Linked DNA regions of Homo sapiens: region 1 is linked to region 2. A link is a contact called in ENCODE Hi-C or POLR2A ChIA-PET data. All regions are on one chromosome and are shown on one strand. Each heading gives the region's core, a stretch centred on a gene start or an enhancer-like site at or near the end of the contact. The rest is flanking DNA. Distances are from core to core; before and after follow the strand shown.

What was found. A loop is a pair of places that touch in the nucleus more often than their neighbours do. ChIA-PET counts read pairs that join two places held with the same protein, here RNA polymerase II (POLR2A). Pooled maps may share reads with other maps.
Region 1: a map of CD14-positive monocyte shows a loop between it and region 2 (2.4-fold over the local background). The contact joins two enhancer-like sites. A Hi-C loop is called at or near these places in 1 of 168 maps with a recorded cell type or tissue (CD14-positive monocyte) and 3 of 50 pooled maps. POLR2A ChIA-PET finds 5 or more read pairs at or near these places in 2 of 52 experiments (MCF 10A and activated naive CD4-positive, alpha-beta T cell).

Annotation. Positions count from the first base shown.
Region 1 is chr3:46,311,698-46,317,039 of GRCh38, reverse strand. It overlaps the pseudogene UQCRC2P1. Among named protein-coding and RNA genes, the nearest start is that of CCR2, 40 kb to the left of the region's middle. Within about 2 kb of position 3,944, at least 2 of the 41 ENCODE cell types and tissues checked have a DNase peak (open chromatin) inside an H3K27ac peak, as active enhancers do; they include CD14-positive monocyte, where a contact is called at or near this core.
Region 2 is chr3:46,220,559-46,226,246 of GRCh38, reverse strand. It overlaps a transcript of CCR3 not described here. Among named protein-coding and RNA genes, the nearest start is that of CCR1, 15 kb to the right of the region's middle. RefSeq lists an enhancer at 4,410-4,579. Within about 2 kb of position 3,331, at least 2 of the 41 ENCODE cell types and tissues checked have a DNase peak (open chromatin) inside an H3K27ac peak, as active enhancers do; they include CD14-positive monocyte, where a contact is called at or near this core.

The sequences.
Region 1 (5,342 bases), core at 2,695-5,194, 90 kb before region 2:
ACTTATTCAGTATCGTGAAAACAGCATGGGAAAGACCTGCCCCCATGATTCAATTACCTCCCACTGGGTGCCTCCCACAACACATGGGAGTTCAAGATGAGATTTGGATGGGGACACAGCCAAACCATATCACCAGAGGAGGGGAGAGTTTTGATGTTTAATGATTTTAACAGGGTTCCATGTTCTTTTGACATTCCATGGCCTATAACACTACTGGTGTTGTCCCCAACCACTCCAGCTCCAATGTCATAATATTTCAAATCCATATGGGTCCTAAGTCCTGAATTACAAAGGCTTTATGCTCCACAGGAGGGAAATGTGCATCTTGCCTTTCCTAGAAGCCTGCAGCTCACTTCAAGTGGAAAGGAGTCATTCCTCTGACTTCTGTCTGCTTTAATGGTAAGGCCCAGAACTACATGGCCAAAATCTGGGTTGTGACAAAAGTTAGGTAGGACTCTGGGGTCTTCAGCTGTAAGTGCTGTTGTGATGAGCTTAGTAGTAAGGTCATCCACCTGAAGTAGCATGTGTTTCAATCTCAGCCTTTGATTTGTTTCAGCAAACATAACCAAATGAAAAGAGGAAGGTATTATTTCTAACTTCAGGAATGAGGAACCAGTGTATAACACACATTCAATAAAGCATTACCACCAAGCATTAGACATTTGTCATTTTTTATTTTTAAAAACAATGAAATCATTGTATTTGTGAGCACTAAGGATACTATTTCACACACTTTTCTTTTTACATCTGTAATTTTCCCTTGGCCCTATTCTGTACCAAATCCACAAGAATTTCCTCCTTCTTCTCCTATATAAAAATCCATTTTTTCTCTTGCATTTGCTCTAAAGTAATTCATGAAATTATCCAATGTGGTATCGGTTGTGGTGATGAGCTGGTAAGTGCTGAAGACTGAGGGAGGTGCTGTGAGGACTGACATATTGAGGCTCCCTGTCCTTAAGAAGGATGCTCTCTGGGGAAGGAGGTGAATTTAACAGACCTGGAGGGGCAACCAACAATCCTACATTACCTTATCTGTAGAACAATGAAGCTCTGATTTATGCATAAGACTGCATTGTACTTCATTTATGTTCATGAAGGATACTGATCTGTTGTTTTCCTACACTGTCTCTGTATGATTTTGGTATCAGGGTAATGCTAGTTTCATAGAATGAGTTGGAGAGTATCTCCTCCGCATCAATTTTATGAAAGACATTGTGGAGAATTATTACTGTTTCCTGTTTGATTGTCCAGTAGAATTTACCATTGAAGCCATCTGGGTCTAGAGTTTGCTTTGTGGGAAGACTTTTAACTATAATTTCAATTTTTTTTTTTTTTTTTTTTTTTGAGACGGAGTCTTGTTCTGTTGCCCAGGCTGAAGTGCAGTGGCGCGATCTCGGCTCACCACAACTTTGCCTCCCAGGTTCAAGCAATTCTCCTGCCTCAGTCTCCTGAGTAGATGGGATTACAGGCACGCACCACCAAGCCTGGCTAATTTTTGTACTTTTAGTAGAGACAGGGTTTCACCATGTTAGTCAGGCTGGTCTCAAACTCCTGACCTCGTGATCCGCCTTCCTAGCCCTCCCAAAGTGCTGGGATTAAAGGCTTGAGCCACTGCGCCTGGCCTCAATTTTGTAATAGCTATAAGACTATTCAATTTGTGAGTATTTTAGGTGAGCTTTGGTTGTTTGTGTCTTTCAAGAAATTTGTTTTATCTAAGTTGCCTAATTTATAGTCATAAAATTATTCAAAGTATGCCCTTATACTTTTTATATCTGTAGGATCTGTAGTGATATTGCCTCTCTCATTCTTAATACTGGTAATTTGTGTCTTCTCTCTTTTTTACTTGATCAATCTGGCTAGAGTTTTATCAATTTTATAGATCTGCTTAAAGAATCAGCTGTTTGGTTTGATTTTTTTCTTTTGTTTTCTATTCATTGATTTCTGCTCTTATCTTTATAATTTCCTTTCTTCTGTTTACTTTGGCTTTAGCTTATCCTGCTTTTTCTATTTTCTTAAAGTAAAAGCTGAGGTCATTGATTTGAAACCTTTTTCATTTTTTAAGATAGGAATTTGGTGCTATCAATTTTCCTATAAGCATTTCTTTAGTCTTATCCCACAAATAGATTTCAATTTGGAGTGAAGTAAAAGCAAAACAAATGCAGAAATATATTATCTTGGAAAATCCTTAGGACAAAAATGGGAGATAGATCATCTGCCATTAAGTACAACACAGTCATTCAGGACCTTTGAAGTTGGTTATGTGGTTGGGTTGCTAGTAGGGACTAGGGTACAGTCAAACCTCTGGTCACAAAGCTGAATGGTAACTGTGGTTTCTGAGAAAGGGCACCTTTTCATAATTTGCCTGAAAGGATCCTACAGCTGCTCTGTCAATGTTTGTTTTCATTATTGGAAAAGATCACTTCTGTTTTGTTTTTTGTTCAGCTTAAGAAGTGATTGGCTCACTTTGAGGAACCTTATAAGAAAAAAAACAGATATCTTTATGTTGAAGTTTTCTTATCAGATGAGGCTGGATAATAATCTGTGGCCTGTCAAATGTTGTAAATATTTTCTTGTAATCTACCTTGCTTAACAAGTTGCCTATATATTTTTTTCTAGGAAAGGTGAAAAAAAAACAAAGAAAGATTGCTTATATTTTTAACTTATTTTTATCATATTTGTCTTCATTTATTCATTTATTACTTCTGTGTTTTGCTTAGTAAGACCTTTTCTATTTCAAAGGAATAAAAATATTCTTCTTTTTTTTCTAGTAGTTTTAGAATTTTATTTTTTACATTTAAATATTTCATCTGTCTGGAATCTATTTTTTGCATATGATACAAAGTAGGAGTTTCACTTTATTTCTCACCAATGTATAACCAATTTTACCCAACACCATTTATTGAATAACCCATCTTTTCCCAACTGATTTGAAGGACCATCTTCATTATACGCAAAGCACCTATAAATATATGAGTTTCCTGTGACTATCTGTCTTATTTTGTTCACTTGCTTGCTCATTTCTGCCCTCATGTTAATTACTATTGCTTTATAATACATTGTGGTATCTGGAAGGATGAGATTTTATTCTCTTTCTTTTTCAAATATTGTTTGGTCCCTCACATTTTATTTTCCACGTAAACTTGGAATCACTTTGTCTAGTTTTTTAAAATCCTGTTGAATTGCATTGAGTTTATAATTTAACCTGAGGAGAATGAATATCTTTACGATAGCAGTCTTTCTATCCAGGAACATGGTAGGATGCTACATTTATTCAAGTCCTTTTTTATGTGATTCTGTTATTTAACTAATTAGATTTCATTCCCAACTTTGTGCTAATTGCCATTTCAATAAGGCACATCTTTAGCATCCTTATTCAAGTAACTTATAAATCATTGACTGGAAAATAGTTTGATATAATGCATTACAGCTTACTACTAAAGACTGTCTTTGAGAGTAAAATTAACTCATTAGTCAACTATCCTTGGATACTGCTGTTAAACTAGTCTTCATTTCTAATTTAGCCTAGCCATCCCACAGGATTCAATCCAATCCTATCCAGCCCAATTCAATCCAATTAAATGGACCTCTCATTACTTGAGTTCCACATGCTAAGGTATGTATAGGCAGCAGAGAGTCTGCCAAATATCTTGTTGTCAATCAGCTTCATCAGGCATTCCTGGAATTATCTATCAAGTAATTTTGTTGACAAAGGGAAATGTGGTTGGTGTGGCATGAACTGTTTTTAGTGGATATGTGCTGTCCTATAATGTAAGAATTGGTTGCTCTGCTGGAGGAGTATGGTGGCACTAGGCCAAGGGATTAAGCAACAACAAAACTAGGGATGGGCAAGTGTAGTAAAACTGGGAAGTTGTTGCCTAAGCATGCATGAGAAGAAGTTAACCAGAAGCTCATTGGCATTGTAGACAGACAGCAGGGAGATTCAGTCAGTGACTGGGGGTGGAAATGAACAAGCAATATTCAAGAAGTTCACAAACTTTGGACATTGAGTTTAGTAGAATGTGTAAGTGTTTGTTTCGTAAGTCTCTTACGGTCTAGCCAGAGGAAAAGGACATAAAAAATAAACAGGAACTTCCAGGAAGATAGAGTAGAAGTATTTTTCCATATTTCTCCTATTAAATATGACTAAATCCCTGATCTAAAACAAATAAGAAAACTCCAAAAGGTGGAGCAGATTAGCTAGAGACGTTGGGACCCAAGAAACCATACGGTAGTAACATCACTGGATTTTCTCTGTGTCTCACACATCCCAGACTGTGCTGGAGAAGCTAGGAACCTGGAAATACAACAGGTAAACACAAAAAAATACTTCCAACAAAAGTCTGCTCTTTCTAACCAAAGGGCTAGAAAGACAGAAAACTTTTGGACCTCAAATACTCCACTCTAGCCAAGCAGTACAGAGACAGCTATGGCCCCACACCCACCCATGCTGCTAAAGGCCCATTGGGAGCAAGACTTCCACCCTCGACAGGCTATATTGAGGCCTTCAAATCTCTCTTCACTCCTGTAGCAGGCTGGTATCAGCGAAGGCCAGGTAGGGAGCTGGGGCTTTCATCCCTATCAGGCAGTAATGTGGCCCGCTTCCTCCTCCCTGTAGCATCAGTGGGACAATGTGGCAAGTCTGGACTTCAGCTCCCACCTACCAGTAACAAAGCTTCCTTCCCACTCCCTACTCGGGTTGTTTTAGAGCAGGAGGGCTAGTGGAGAGGCAGGACATTTGCCACCACCCAAAAGTAATGTAGTATCAGTGGAGGCTTCATGGGAATAGTAGCAAGCCACCAGGACAGTATTAGCAGAAACTTAGTGGGGGGACTCCCACCCTCACCAGCAGTAACAGGAGCCTCTCCCCACTTTGGGTATCAATGGAGACCAAGTGGATAATGGACTTCTACCCCTACCTGGCAGTAATGAGGCAGTGCCACCCCTTTCCCTGCCAGAGCAGTGTCAAAGGAAACGAGCTAAAATAGAGGTTTTAAATAAGAAATAGAAAATATAAAGAACTACATGGAAATTATAGAAAATACATTTAAAAACTTGCCGAATGGTCCTTTAAGCCAGAAGTTACTATGGGTCACGAACAATCTTGAGACTTTATTCCCTCTTTTTGAGACTTTATTCCCTCAAAGTTGCCCCCAAAGTTAAAGCCACAGCTACCCCCATAGGAGTGGCTCCACATCATCAGGACCTTGAGATCATCAAATTTCCAAATGGTTTTATGATTTCTCCTTTGGAAAACTATGCCCTGCATCAAGAATTGGTTTGTTCATTAAAGCAGGCAGTAGCTATGAGGACTCCAACAATTTAGTAACTTCTCATTTGCTGTG
Region 2 (5,688 bases), core at 2,082-4,581:
AAATTTATATTATAGAAATTCCAGTGAAATTTTTATAGCCATTTGTAAGCTTATTATTCTTAAGTTTATATGGAAAGTCACAGGACCTAGAATAGCTAAAATAATTTTGAAAAACAATAATAAAGTGAGAGGAATCACTTACCTGATTTCATGACGTATTATATAGCTACAGTAATCCAGATAGAGTGATATTGGCAGAGAGATAGACATACTGATCAAAGAACAAATAGAGAACTCAGAACTAGACTCACAAATATGCTTAACTGTTTTTTGACAAAGGTGTAAAGCCATTAAATGGAGGGATAGTCTTTTCAAAAAATGGTGCTTGAGGAATTGTACATTCGTAGATAAACCAAAAAACAAAATGACCCTCAGCCTAAACCTCACACCTTATACAAGAAGTAACTCAAAAATGCAAACAACATATCTAACAAAATATTTGTTTAGAATATAAAGCATTCTCAAAACTCAAAAGCAAAAAAGCAAAAATTCCAATTAGAAAATGGTCAAAGATATGCACAGACATATCACTGAAGAGGATATACAGATAACCACTAAGCACATACAGAGATGTTCAATATCATTAGTCTTTAGGGAAATGCAAATTAAAACTACCATGAGATGTTACTACATACCTATCAGAATGGCTGAAATAAAGAATAGTAAAACAAACACTGGCAAGGATGCAGAGAAAATGAATCACTCATACTTTGCAGCTGGGAACATAAAATAATACAGCCATTATGAAAAAGAGCATGGCACTTTCTTACAAAACTAAATTCGTGCTTACAATACAACCCAGCAATTGTAGCTGGGTAATCCCGAGTAGCTGGGATTACAGGCAGGTGCCACCATGCCATGGACAATTTACCTAAAAAATGTTCAAAGATTTAAAGATTGAGATGGTAAGATGCCTAATGAGTTAATGCCTAAATCTTAAGTTTTTGCATGTGCACATACCCATGTAACCACCAGTCAAGACATTACTAGAACCCCAGAATGTTCCCTAGCACTTCTTCCCAGTCAGTACCCACCTCCATAGAGGTCATGTCTATTTTATTTCTATCACTGCTGATCAGTTTTGACCATTATTGAATTCATTATAAATGAGGTTATGTAGCATGCAGTAGCAATAGTTTGGTCTTTTATATTACTATATATAGTATTCTCTCATATGACTAATTTATCTGTTTTACTACTGATAAGAATTTTGGACTATCAGTTTGAGACTATTATGAATAAAGTTACTAACAACATTCTTGAACACATCTTTTGGGTTTATGTGCACTTCTCTTGGGTATTTACCTGGAAGTAGAATTGCTGGGTCACAGGGAAAGCACATGTTTAGCTTTACATACTGCTAAACAATTTTTCAAGTGGTTGTACCAATTTATACTTGCACCAGCATGGTGTGAGAGTTCTCATTGCCTCATAACCTTTTTAATACTTGGTATTGTCTATTGTCAGGGTTTGTTTTTTGTTGTTGATGGCTTTTTTTTTTTTTTTTTTTTTGACAGAGTCTTGCTCTGTTGCCCAGGCTGGAGTGCAGTGGCATGATCTCGGCTCACTGCAACCTCCGTCTCCCAGGCTCAAGCAATTCTGCTGCCTCAGTCTCCCAAGTAGCTGGGATTACAGGTGTGTGCCACGATGCCTGGCTAATTTTTGTATTTTTAGTAGAGACAGGGTTTCACCATGTTGGCCAGGATATCTCAAACTCCTCACCTCAGGTAATCTGCCCGCCTCAGCCTCCCAAAGTGCTGGGATTACAGGTGTGAGCCACCGTGCCCAGCTAATTTTTGTATTTTTATTAGAGATGGGGTTTCACCATGTTGGTGTTAGCCAGGCTGGTCCTGAACTCCTGGCCTCAGGTAATCTGCCTGCCTCAGCCTCCCAAAGTGCTGGGATTACAGGTGTGAGCCACCGTGCCTGGCCCAGGGTTTGGTTTTTTGTTGATGTTGTTTTGCGTTTTTTTCATTTTAGCCATTCTGGTGGTTATGTGCTGCTGTCTCATTGGTTCGTCTCATTAAAACCAGTGGTTTTAATTTGCATTTCTCAAATGATTAGTGATGCAGAGCACATTTTCACATACATGTTAGTTATTTGGATATCCTCATCTATGAAGTTTCTAATCAAGTCTTTTGCCTATTTAAAAAACAAGAGGCCATTGGTCCTTTTCTTATTAACTGGCAGGAGTATTTAATCGATTTTGTATATGCATCCCTTTATTTGAAAGAGCTCTCCCTGAGCTGTTTCTGGCTGTGGGCACTCATGCTGCTTTCTACCCAGCTCCTGGCACACCCTGATCACACCCGATGGAGACTCTATTTACCGACACCTCTGGGCTTATGTTTCTGAACCTGCTCAAGTCATCCACTGTCCTCTAGTACCTCTATCCATGTCCCATACCTGCACCAGCACCCTGTCCGTGGCCAAGTTTCAGGCAAGCCATGGGATCTAAAATGTCTCTCTCCCTTCTTTGTCAGGAGCCAAAAGAATTCTTGCTTCCTGAAACTGAGGCAGGCTGAAAGGGAAAACAGATTGATACAAGTGACACGTGATAATGTCACTCTGAATAAAAGAGGTCAAACTGTACTTATCAATAGTCACACATACATACATGCACACACACACCTGCATGCATGTACACAACATGCATGCACACACACAAGCATCAACTTTAATCAGCAAGTCCTTACACTGACCACCTCTTATATATATGCATCTCAGTGCTGGGTACTGTGGAAAACATATGAAAAAGGATTGGGCATGGGCCCAGCAGCTGAGAAGCTTACAATTTAGCTGGAGAGAAAAGATGTAATACAGATAACATGATATAAAATGCTGTGTATTAGACTGTATGTAAGCCCAGACTCAAAAGAGATTTTATTTGTTTGTTTGTTTGTTTTCAAGACAGAGTCTTGCTCTGTCACCCAGGCTGGAGTGCAGTGGCACGATCTCGGCTCACTGCAACCTCCACATCCTGGGCTCAAGCAGTTCTCCTCCCTCTGCTGGGATTACAGATGTCCACCACCACACCCAGCTAATTTTTGTATTTTTAGTAGAGACAGGGTTTCACCACATTGGCCAGGCTGGTCTCGAACTCCTGACCTCATGATCCACCCACCTCAGCCTCCCAAAGTGTTAGGATTACAGGCGTGAGCCAACACACCTGGCCTCAAAAGAGTTTTAAAACTTGGCATGCAAGACTGTAAGTGTTAACTTGGGCTGGACCTGGACAGGGAGTTTTTAGAGCACTTCCTTAATATACTTTCTCCTTCCCCTTTTTAGCATGAAGGGTTTCTTGACAATTTTCTTGCACATAGGAGACATTCAACAGATGTTTACCAGTTTGACTGAGGCATAGGATGAGGAAATAAATAGCCACGTAGCTCCCATCGGCTGAACATTTACCAAGTGCCAGACACATATTGAATCATATTTAATTATTGCAACAATCCTGAGAAAGAAATATTACTCTCACTATTTTAAACGTGGGGAAGCTGAGGTTCTGACAAGCGGTAAATAAAAATGCCCAAGGTGGCATGGCTGGCATCTGAGGGCTGTGCCAGGTCTGGTGTGCTGGAGGACTTGCTGCCTGTGGCAAGGTGCTGCCATTGTCTGTTGCTTGAACAAGGTGAGGAGCGCAGCATGCCTGGCCATGCATGATGTCTGAAGTTAGAGCCCAGGACCTAGGGCACTAGATCTGTGGGGTGGGGCCCTGAAAGATTAAGGGACTCTGGAGGTTTTTCTCCTGAGTTCTCTACTAGCCTGGCAGTACCCTTCAAGAAGAATCCTAGGGCTTCCTGATAGGTAGCTTCAGAGGCAAGGCAGCAGCAAGAGGGCGACAAATTAAATAAGAGAAAGTAACGCAACCAGGCTGCCTGTCAGCCCCTGTAACTTCTCCAGATTATCATACTGGACCCATCACTTGCCCAGTCTAGCTAGAAGTTCATCTATCCCCATGAAACCCCCATCTCCCCACCTCCACCATGGCCATCCAGGAATGCCCTAGGTGTGCCATACTCTGTGGCTGCTGTGTTGATATGGATTGGTGGTGTGGCATGATACATGGTCCTGCTTCCTCTGTCTCACTGCTCTGAAACAGGAATTCAGACATGGGTCCTTTGATGTGGAGAGTGTCACGCCTTATTGTCCTAGAGAGTGGGACAGCCTGGGAGGCCTGCCTATCTGACCTTCAGGGCTCCTGCCCAGTCCTCAGGGGGAATCTTCAGTGCCAGTTTGTGTGGAGGAAGCCTGTGGGAAATTGTGTGGACAGCAGTGGCAAGAGAGGGGCTGGGGAGGGACTAGGGGGCACACGGGAAGAGGAAAGGCAGGCAGAGCTAAGTGAGGGGTGGCGGCCAGTCAGGGGCCCAGACACACTCCTTCATGGACCCCCTTCTTTGTCTTCAGTGGTCTTGGGTAGGTCTGCTTTGCAAGGGGCAAAAGAACACAGGATGATCCTTTGGAAGAAGTGAATGTGCATTTCAACAACCGGAAACCTGCCAGGGGTTCTTGGAGGAAAGCAAGCTCAAAAATGAAGGCTTAAGCAAAACAAAATAGCCCACCCCGCAGAATAACCCACAGAGGGAAAAGGAAGACAGGAATAAGACTAAAAGTCTAGAAAAGGGAAGTGCAAATTGGGTTCAAGATGCCTCAACTGCAGGCAGAGCCGTGTGGTTTGAACTGTTTGTGTGACTTGAAACATAGCCCAGCCAAGGTCAGGACCTCTCTTTGTGAAGGATTGGGCTGCGGGGGGCATGTGAGGGGTGCATCTTGCATGTGCAGGAATACCCCTACAACTAGGGAATCAGGCCCCAGCTGCTAGTGGGAAGAGCAGATATTCAAGTAAAAGCTATTTCTGCTGAAACCAAAGATTTATATAAACTCAGATACAGTATTTGTTGCTGTTGTCAGATCCATTTGTCCTTGAAGACTTAAGATGAAAGAAATGCAAACATCTTCCCTGTACATTCATGGCCTATAGGTACTCTGCAATGGTGTGCTGGTAAATGTTAACAACCAGCTTTCTGGAGGAAGAATCAAAACAGGCACAACATGCCTGATATAATAGCATCAATTTCCAGTTTCCTTGGTGTAAATACTCTCCGTGGCCAAGTTCAAGTTGTGAACTTAATATCACTAAGGCGAAGGTGGGTCTAACAGAGTTTAGGTAACCATAATAACAGAGTTTGTTGAGTTTACATTATTTGCTAAATTCTTCATGTGCATCATTTTATTTTATTATTTCAATAGTTTTTGGGGAACACGTGGTGTTTGGTTACATGGATAAGTTCCTTAGGTGTGATTTCTGAGATTTTGGTACCCCCATCACCTAAGCAGTGTACACTGCACCCAGCGTGTAGTCTTTAATCCCTTGTCTCTTTCCCACCCTTCCGTCTAAGTCTCCAGAGTCCATTATGTCATTCTGATGCCTTTATATCCTCACAGCATAGCTTCCACTTATAGGTGAGACCATAGGATGTTTGGTTTTCCACTCCTGAGTTACTTCACTTGGAATAATGGTCTCCAACTCCATCCAGGTTGCTGGGAATGACATTATTTTGTTCCTTTTTGTGGCTGAGTAGAATTCCATGGTATATGTATATCACATTTTCTTTATCCACTCGTTAGTTGACGGACATTTACTTTGGTTCCATATTTTTGCAATTGTGAATTGCGCTGCTGTAA